Linked DNA regions of Homo sapiens: all the other regions are linked to region 1. The links are chromatin contacts, found by Hi-C or POLR2A ChIA-PET in ENCODE. All regions are on one chromosome and are shown on one strand. Each heading gives the region's core, a stretch centred on a gene start or an enhancer-like site at or near the end of the contact. The rest is flanking DNA. Distances are from core to core; before and after follow the strand shown.

Region 1 (3,239 bases), core at 537-3,036:
TTGCAGATCTAAATTCTTATCTAAAGTATTTTTGAGAATTATATTCCAATTATCTAACTATTGAACTCCAACAGGGTATTTAAGTATTCTGTTCCATCTTTGCTATGCCAGAGGCAGGCATTTTAGACCCCAGCTTGAACAGTAAGTCTAGGAATAGGGTTGTCTTTCCTTCCTTTTTGTGCTGTGATTTTTTAAAATTATTGTAATCAATTGCAAGTACCTCCCAGCTAAAGTCCTCTAATCAGGCAGTATTCATCAGTGATTGGGAAATAAGTTATAAGATGATTTTGTACATAGTTATTTGATTCAATTCAGCTTTATAGATGAGAGAACTGAAGTTCAGAGGAAATAAGTGATTATCGTTTGTCACATTGCTATTATCCATCTGCTATTGCCAGAGCTGGCCTGGAGCCCAGAAATCTTTTCACCACCCAATGCTATCTTTCTTCCTCATTATTACATTTCCCAGTCTGGCTTTGGGATCGGATTGCTTCTGGCCTTAGATAACCTTATCCATCCTCTAAAGCAGTATCACACATAAGAAGGAGGTAGCAGTGGACTGATAGTAGCCTCTCTACCCTCCCTTTTTAAAAAGTCTCTGACAAATAGTCTCATTGTTACTAGAGCAACGCAAAATGGAAAATGCTAATAGCAAACATATAGTCCTTATTATGCGTCAGATACTGTTGTAACTGTCTCTGTAGTAATTCATTTAATCCTCATCACAATTTTCTGATGTAGATATACTGTTACAGATGAGACCTTGAGGCACAAAGGGGTTACCTTACTTGCCAAGGTTATACTTACTTGGGATGGGTGCCATCCTTTTGTATAAACTATGATACTTTTTCTTCTTTTTATTTTGAAAAATTTCTAAGATACAGAGAATTTGAAAGAATAGTACAAGAGACACCCACAAACATATTCTTCATGAATCCAACAATTATACACTTTGCCACACTTTATATCCATTTGTGTGTGTGTATGTGTGTGTGTATGTGTGATCATTTCGAAGTAGTAGGCATCACAACACTTCAGCATCCTTTATTTTTTAAAAAATCAGATCATTGCTATTTAGGACTTTGGAATCTTTTAGTTTAATTCAGATATTCATTCACTAATGCAGGACTTCACATTGGAGAGAAGCCAACAGAGAAAGGGACAGGACAGTAGAAATTGTGTGGGAGAGTAAAATTAGTTCAAATATCTAATAGCTAGCTATACTGTACTTTAGCTATATTAGGTCCCTCAGTTTTCAAGACAACAGTATGATGTGGGTGATCTTATCCCCATTTTTCCAGATAACCTCCAGATGTAGAGATAACTTTCCCAGGGCCACCCAATCAATACACAGCAAAGCCCCATACAAATCTGGGCTGTTTGGTTCTAGACTTTGAGCTCTTTTTCTACTTTTTGCCTAGATAAACACTTTGAGGGGAAAAAAAATCCAGATTTAAGAATTTTTGCTAACCTTCCTACGGGCAAGTCACCTTCAAGTCACCTGGGTACTTAGGTATCCAACTCAAAACTACTTTTAGTTTTGTTTCGTTTTGCCTTTTTTTTTTCTTTAACCGATAACCCAATTCTAGACGGAACATAAGGTGCAAGAGAAATCCGGGGAGGTGGAGGCAGAGAAAGGGAAGGGCAGGAGGTGGTCGCAGGATGTTGCCTGCGGCTGGCGGCCCAGTGGATTCTGGGAATTGTAGTCCCAGCCATCCAGGGCATTGCCGTTCAGGGCCACGGGAAAACCTGACTGCGCTCCCAGAAGCCTCCGGTGTACCTCGCTGGGAACGCACTTCCTGGGACGCTGAGAGGGAGACGCTCCAAGAGGCTCCTCAGTGTGGGCGAGTAAAATGCCCTGCGTGTGAGAAGCAGGTAGGTGTGGTCAAGATGTTCCGATTTCTGGGTCTTTTGCATAAGTAACTGAGGATTTTATGTAAAATGGCTAAATCCAGGAGAATCAGGAGCGTTGGAAAACGCTGACCACATCTGTGGATGTGAAAATTGAGTAGGTATTTGGTAAGGCTTTAAAAAATTATTTTGTACACAGGAGTATGGAAATGTCGAGGTGTGTTGCCGGAGCCGCCAAGGACTGGGAGCTTTGCTGGCGCGGGTTTGTGGGGGAGCCCAAGCTGCTATTTTTGAATAACCAGCTGATGCTGGTTGCGTAATGATGACCTGCTTGCGGTTCAAACCCACTCAGTGTTGCAGGGATGGGCTAGCTCTGAGAGCGTTAACAGTCACTGTTGCGGTCTCTCTCCATTGGCTCTAACTAGTAGGGCGTTTTCTTCCTTCTGCCAGGTCTGGGTCTACCACACACAGGGCTCTTCGAAAAGAGGGAGGAGGAGAGGAGGCGGAGGGGGGAGGAGGGGGGCGGAGGGGGATGCGGATTGCTCTGGAAGCTTGGTTTGCTTTCCTGTAAGTTCTGTGCACCCGGCCTTGTAAGGGGCCCATAGCCACGTTAGGGAAAGGTCAGACTTGGTGACCTCACTTAAAATGATTGCTCAAGGATTCTATTGTGCGTTATTAATTGTAAAACGATTTCCTCTGACTTTGGAGTGTGCAATTATGATTGATACCAACCCAAGAAACACATTTGGGGCGGGGGAGGGGTTGGGGGGGACTTGACTGAAATCTCCGAGCAGCCAGTTGCAGAGAGCATTCTACATAATGATCGTAATAGGGCTAGTGATGAACGCCTCAATCCAGGAAACTCTCAGGCGCACATAATAATGAGTTTCCATTCTCATCCTACCTGTTTGAGATAAATGGTATTTGAAGAGGAAGTGGCTAATGTTTAAAGTAGATATATAGAAGCATCTTTAAGTATCAGGTTGAGCCATTGGTGGAACTATTTTTTTTTTAAGCATTCTGGTTGCAAATTTCAGGATGCAGAATTCAGATCAACTTTGTCTGGTCTTGTTGTCAGTGTCCTTTTTTAAAAATGTAAAAGAAAATTTCTTTTACTTCCAAGACAACTGCACAGTCTTTCACCACCTTCCTTATCCTTTCACCGTAGTCATGAAAATGATCTAAAACATTCATTAAATATCAATCATATATTCCCAAGACAGCAAAGTGTTTTTCATCCTCATTTCTCCTATATTCTCAAGTCACAAGATGAGTTAATTTTTTTCTTCTATTTCTACGTATTTTTCTATATTCTATATATTTCTCATATATAATGCATGAATTAAGGAATAAACAGCCTTTTTATTTTTTTTTTTTTATTATTTGAG
Region 2 (3,239 bases), core at 385-2,884, 2.2 Mb before region 1:
GATACTAAGAAGGGAACAGTAACTTCCTTATTTAGAAGCTGGTGGGTTTTTACCATATTTCCTAAGGGGGTGAATGATTAGCAATCAAGTTCAACCCAAAGAAAGTGCCCATTAGAATCGAGCTATGTAATTACTAATATATGTCTTTAAGTTGTACAAACAAGCGTTTATATTTACCAGATCTTGAATTTTTTCGCTTGAAACCATCCTGGACCCTTTAATTCAACCACAAGTTTGCTTTCGAACTGAACTCACATAAATACGAGTAACACTTTGTCCTCATTTATTCTGAACATTCAGAAATAAAAAACTAAAATAAGAAACAACTTTTTTTTTCTTTTGCAGAAGCAAAGGGACTCAGTACCACAGGAAGTTCGCTTTTCTGTGTCACTATATCAAAAGCTACCACAAATGCAGACAATAACGGCTCTTTAATATTAAAGGGAAAAGCTAACCTGTCCAGCTACAGCAGCAAAGTAACCATACAGCGGATCCTGAGTTTGTCCGGGAAACGCAGGCCCTCCGGGAGCCCCTCCATACTGTGAAACAGGAAACACATACACGTCATTCTGCCGAATCAAGTTTTCTTCTTTCACCACTGAGGGCTTTTGTGCAAGGCCAGACAACTGCCCGCCTGCCCGCCCTTCACAAGGCTCACCTCCCCACCACCGGGCACACTCTGCCAACACTCCACCCCTCTCTTCCATTCACACCCCGTAATTTAAAAACTGGCGACTTAGACCATAAAGAGTTGCTGTGAAAGTGATGTCTACATATGTAAAGCAACTTTTAAAATCCCTATTAACCTGAAGGTTACTGAGGTGAGTGCAAACTAGGTAAGCCAACGAATGGCAGGGCTTCAAATTCTCCTTTTGTTGTTACAGCATTTATGGTATTTTAAGAGCGTTTTATGAACGATGGAAGGCTGGAGTTGGTAACATTCTGAGACGGGTGTAGCCTAGGGAAGAGTAAGGTGTCCGGCCGGGCTGTATCTCGTGGGTGGCGAGGGAACATTGCCTGTCTCGGAAACAGTTCCCAAGACAACGCGCATCCCAGACGCCCGGCGAGGCTGCCTTCCTACAGGTCTTTTACTTCAGCAGGTTTTCCCTTTTTTTCCGTCCCCCTTCTCACTCGTTTTTTGTTTGTTTGTTTGTTTGTTTGTTTGTTTGTTTTTTAAAGGGAGGAAGGTATATCATTCTAGAATAAAATGACTGTTGTTGCTCTGGGAGGCAACCAAGAAGGCGGGGGTGGGGTGGGGTGGGGGTCAGCCAACACCCAATTAACACGATTTCACGCCGCGTATCCGAGAAGCCGCAGGGTGGGCTTCTAGGGTCCCAATCCACCCTCACCTTGGCCCCGCAGGGCCATCCAGGAGAAGGGACGGGGAAACGTGGGGAGAGGCCGAACCCCAGGGGCCTAGGGCGAGGCCGCGAGCGCAGGGAGAAGCCGAGGGCGGAAGGAGCCCGGGTAGCCGCCCAGCAGCGCCTCACCCCGCTGGCCGCAGCATCTCCAAGGTGGCCTCTTAGCGCCCCGGAGCCGCCTGGGCCGCGATCCCGCGCAGTCAGCACTTACCCCGCCTGGGTAGTACCCGCCGCCGGCGCCAGGATGCCCCGGGTACGCCATGCTGCAGACTGCGCCGCAGCCGCCCTCGCCCTGTGCGCCAGGCCTCTCCGCCCCCTGCCCCGCCCCGCCCTGCCGCTAGGGGGCCGCCCCAGAGCGCACCACGCGGGCGTGGGGGACGCGCTCCGCAGTCGTCTCCAGCTCTTGCCTGTGCGCGCGGCCGTGGCTCCCCTGCCTGCGCGCTTCTTCGTATCTTTGCCATTACGGCGCTAATGCAGTGCACGACTGAAGGTCCAGTGGCGGCCTACGACCTGCGAGGCAATTCACACCAGGGACTTTCCTCCCTCCAAAACTAATGGCACATTCCAACACCAATACACCACCCCAGGAATTCTTTTTTTTTTTTTTTCCTTCGGACTTGGCTATTATCTGGCACATTTCTTATTTTAAACAACTTTATTGGACAGGACGGAGCTATTATAAGCGGAGCGCACCATCGCGAGGCAGGGGCTGGATGCGTTAGGGCAAGCCTTAGGTGCCAGTGGGTGAAGGAGTCTTTGAAAGATGGAAATACGAAAGCGCCCTTGGAAAATAAGAATTAACTTGACGAACTGTGTGCAAGGGAGAGTTTGGCTTGCTGTTGGTTGCAGAGTTCACTGAACGACAACGGCGTATTTCCTTCCTAGGGGACAATTCCTTGCCTGTTTAAGCTGAGCGTGACTTGTGTCCTGAGTAGGACAGAGGGCATTTTCCGGGCAGGACAGACTCACACATATCGTTCTTAGGAAAATGAATTGTTTGAATTATCTGGATGATTCAGACAAAACAATCCATTTCCCTAAAAGTATTCAGCTACTTTTTATATAAGAAAAGTTTAGAACAAACTAATAGTGTACTGGTAAGTATTCAGGAAGATAAGAGATAGGAACTTCTATGTAGGTTATTCTTCTTTACTTCATATATTTTTCTATCTTCCAGTTGAATAGTCCGAAGCAATTCAGGCGTGAGCTTTTTGTTTTGTTTTGTGTAATTTCAATGACAGAAAATTGCTTGCCCTTCACTGTTAAGGACTAGACTTAATGATTTCCTGAATTTTAACGTATTGAGAAACGCATTAATAAGCAAGATTCACAGTATTTGTTGTGGAGGTTGCACAGAAACATTTAAAGGGTCATCAACATTTCACAAATATTGGAGCACCCGCCAATGTGGTACTGTGCTTTTTCGCTGTGGTGGACGGGCTTCCTCCATTCTAAATTCGTGGGCTATTGTCCTCATTCGGTTCATTGTTTTTCTCTTGTGTGTAACTTCCCTCGCAAGCCCTTTTGAAAACCAAAGTCCGAATTGTGAGAAAAATTCTAATAGTCCCTGTTGTGGCATAGCAAAGACACTGCATGTTGCCTGTTTTGTGTTTGATTCAGGAAGCAGGTTACTGTTTTCAATCATCAAGGTAGCAATCATCAAGGTAGATGAGACATCTAATGAGTCCCCTGGTCTCTCTTTGGAAGCCTGTTTCTTCAGAAAGAGGTAACCGACTATAAAGAGTAGATGTCAGGGCCGAACTCGATGTTGAGTACAAGCTCAAGACTCAAGTTTGAAAGAAGTATAAAGCATATAAAATATTTTTAAGTACTGCAGAATTAGCTTCGTGGATAAACGGCTATACGAATTGGCATATC
Region 3 (3,239 bases), core at 274-2,773, 2.0 Mb after region 1:
GTTCTAAAGTGAGACAACACTCTTTACCTAGTCTCCTCAGCCACTTTTACAGTTGGCCCTAATCCCCATAACAGTCCTGGAAACTTATTTTTACTGTTAAGGAAACTGAGATTTAGAGGGGAGGTGACTGAGCCACAACCCACACCCCAGAGGGCTGTTCCAAAGCCCTCCTCGAAATTGGTGCCAAGGGCAGCAGCTATAATGACAGCCAGTCCACATAGAAGTGCCTCCGTTGATCACCAATTAACAGTAAAATCTGATAATATCTCATTCCAAGGTTGTTATAAGCACTAAATGTGGTTTTGTGACATAATAGGCGTTTGTTTCTCCCCACTGCTTCCCACCACAATATATTCATCAAGACCTTTCCAAGGATACTAAGTCTAGGAAACCCAGGATCATGAAGAGAGGGCATGTTCTTCCAAGTGAGGCTGAGGAGAGACTTGTCTGGCGAGGCCTGTACTGACTAGTGACATTAAAAGAGGCGATCTGACTTCTCATACTGCTCTTGTCCCAGGCCTGCTGTTTGTCAACTGCTGGGTCCTCAGAGCCAAAACTGTTTTCCAACAGTTTTGAATTGAATAACAGCCAGCTATTCGATTTTCTCCGCATTCTCTAATCGGTATACTCTTCAGAGTCCACAGGATTTGCAACGATATTATCCAACGGCTGAAGAATGTGCGCTTGACATCTTAGGCTGTAAAATGTCTCAATTTCAATTTCTAATACATAGATGTCAGTGGATGGCATTTTCTGAACCCTTTGTCGATGTCCATAAACGGCATGCTCTGAATTCAACTAAACAAAAGTATAGACATGGGGGAGGTGTAGGGCGATGTCCAAAGTATAATTTTTAAGAGTGTAAAGGGTTCCTAAGTAAGATTGCCAGATTTTTTTTTTTTTTTTGAGACGGAGTCTCACTCTATCCCCCAGGCTGGAGTGCAATGGCGCGATCTTGGCTCACTGCAGCCTCCACCTCCCGCGCTCAAGAGATTCTTCTGCCGCAGCCTCCAGGGTAGCTGGGATTACCCCAGAGCCCGCCACTGAGCCCGGCTAATTTTTGTATATTTATTAGAGAAGGGGTTTCACCACGTTGGCCAGGCTGATCTCGAACTCCTGAGCTCAAGTAATCCGCCGGCCTTGGTCTCCCAAAGTGCTGGGATTGCAGGCGTGAGCCACCACGCCAGACCTGGATTGCCAGATTTAGCACATAAAAATACAGGACCCCCAGTTAAACGCCTCTCGGATAAACCATTATTGCATGGGATACACTCACGCTAAAAAAATTGTTCGTCGTTTACCTGAAAGTCACATTTAATTGGGCGTCCTGTATTTTACCCGGCAAATTCTAGGCCTGAGACCAAAAAGTTTGAGAACCCTGCCCCTAGGCGACAGCAAGCGGAACTGCAGCAAGCTCCCAGTAATTCCGGGTGCTGCACTTCCGGTCAGGCGGTCGGGCTGCGGGGCCCTGGGGCCAGCTCACCGCCGGAAGTCTCCGCGTCCCCCCCACCCCGGCCAGATCCCTTTCCCAGTCCTGCTTCCCAGTGCCTCGGGCCAGGGAATCCTGGCCTCCGCCTGCGGAGCCGGCGGAACCCGCTTCCCGCCTCCACGGGGCAGCGCCAGCGGCCTGGTCCTTTCACCGGCAGCTCCGTGCCGACGCTCTCACCGCTCTTCCTATCGCCGGGAGTGGCGGGCCGACCAGGGGGCGGCCGGGCTACCGTCCGCCATTCCCGTGTCTCTGCGCCCGCGGGGGCCGCCCGAGCCGGCCACCATGCCGCTGGGCCTGAAGCCCACCTGCAGCGTATGCAAGACCACGTCGTCCTCCATGTGGAAGAAGGGAGCGCAGGGGGAGATCCTCTGCCATCATTGCACTGGCCGGGGCGGCGCGGGCAGCGGGGGCGCAGGCTCGGGGGCGGCTGGAGGGACTGGGGGCAGCGGCGGCGGCGGCTTCGGCGCGGCGACCTTCGCCAGCACCTCCGCCACCCCTCCGCAGAGCAACGGGGGCGGGGGCGGCAAGCAGGTGAGCTCCTCCGGCCCCTCCCGCCGGCGGAGGCCGACCAGGTGCTAGGCGGGCGGGGACGGGCTGGCTGGGAGCGGGCGGGCGCGGGCTTCCCCGATCGCCGTGCTCCTGCTGGCTGGAACGCCCCTCCCCACCTCCTACTGAGATCTTTCGTTTGGCCCATTCCGAAGCACCTGTTATTGTAAGAAATTCAAAGCAATAAGAACCAAGATGTAAAGCCCTTAAGAAAATCTCAATATACACATGTCTACACAGTCGTATACAGTGTCATGCCACAAATGCAGGCGCTGGACCTCATTCCTTGTTAAAGGTTTTGTCATATCAGGTTATGAAGTAAGATTATTATGTCATTATTGTAAATGGCAGCTTAAGTATTCCGTTGCAGGGGGCGCCATAACCTACTACGTTCTCTGGCCTTAGGGAGTAAAGTTGTTAAGTGTTTTTCTCTATTGTAGACACAACAAATGAATAGTGTTTGTCTTGGTCAAGACTGACTCCTACTCCCGCCTCCTGCCCTATTACAAGCAGCTCACACCTTTTGGAGGCTCTGGAGACGCCTGTCCAGCGAGCTCCGAGATTCCGGGTGCTGAACTTCCGGTTTTACTTAGCCTAGTTGCTGTAATTACTTCTCTTGAAAAGCAAAAGGGCAATCTTAATTGTTAAATGCTCTTATAAAGTACATACTCTGGGATCCTTGTAAGATGATTGTACTGCAACCTTTATGCACTTTTTACTTCTTTCTCTTTTTGTTCTTTAATTTGTTTGTGTAACAGAGTAAGCAGGAAATTCACAGGAGGTCTGCTCGGCTCAGAAACACTAAATACAAATCTGCTCCGGCTGCTGAAAAGAAAGTCTCCACCAAAGGAAAAGGGAGAAGACATATATTTAAATTGAAAAATGTAAGATATTTGTGGACAGTGCCTTTTACTGTAATGACGTTGTGTGTATCCTGCCACTGCCTTCATTTCTCACCATTGAACTTGGACTCTGCCCTTGGTAGCCCTTCCTTAGTATTCTGGGGAATGGTCCAGATTCCCCAAAAGGGAATGAGCTCTGTTGCAGGAGGCTCACTGTTTATAAAGTTAATAATACTCTTTCCTTTTTGTTTTTTAGCTTTTATTTTTTCCCCTGGAAAATATAAAATATGGGTTTAAAAGAAACATCAACCTTGAGCCCATTTTTTGGGGTTCTCTATGGAAAGGAAGAGGAGAGATTATGG

What was found. Hi-C counts contacts between places; a loop is a spot of excess contacts on that map. ChIA-PET counts read pairs that join two places held with the same protein, here RNA polymerase II (POLR2A). Pooled maps may share reads with other maps.
Region 2: a loop to region 1 is called in a map of CD8-positive, alpha-beta T cell, with 4 times the contacts of the local background. The contact joins the promoter of SRI here to the promoter of CLDN12 in region 1. A Hi-C loop is called at or near these places in 3 of 168 maps with a recorded cell type or tissue (CD8-positive, alpha-beta T cell and naive thymus-derived CD4-positive, alpha-beta T cell), 4 of 37 single-sample maps with no recorded cell type and 18 of 50 pooled maps. POLR2A ChIA-PET finds 5 or more read pairs at or near these places in 2 of 52 experiments (B cell and activated CD4-positive, alpha-beta T cell).
Region 3: a loop to region 1 is called in a map of CD4-positive, alpha-beta memory T cell, with 9 times the contacts of the local background. The contact joins the promoter of GATAD1 here to the promoter of CLDN12 in region 1. A Hi-C loop is called at or near these places in 1 of 168 maps with a recorded cell type or tissue (CD4-positive, alpha-beta memory T cell) and 11 of 50 pooled maps. POLR2A ChIA-PET finds 5 or more read pairs at or near these places in 1 of 52 experiments (Panc1).

Annotation. Positions count from the first base shown.
Region 1 is chr7:90,401,675-90,404,913 of GRCh38, forward strand. It overlaps CLDN12 (claudin 12), which reads left to right and starts at 1,787. Exons shown (of 4, transcript NM_001185072.3): 1 at 1,787-1,875. RefSeq lists an enhancer at 1,967-2,492.
Region 2 is chr7:88,218,404-88,221,642 of GRCh38, forward strand. It overlaps SRI (sorcin), which reads right to left and starts at 1,635. Exons shown (of 8, transcript NM_003130.4): 1 at 1,573-1,635; 2 at 456-539. The coding sequence starts at 1,623. SRI-AS1 (SRI antisense RNA 1) reads left to right here. Exons shown (of 3, transcript NR_120517.1): 2 at 346-821. RefSeq lists silencers at 621-710, 1,358-1,857.
Region 3 is chr7:92,445,959-92,449,197 of GRCh38, forward strand. It overlaps GATAD1 (GATA zinc finger domain containing 1), which reads left to right and starts at 1,524. Exons shown (of 5, transcript NM_021167.5): 1 at 1,524-2,020; 2 at 2,794-2,919. The coding sequence starts at 1,772. RefSeq lists a silencer at 1,444-2,213 and an enhancer at 2,644-2,693.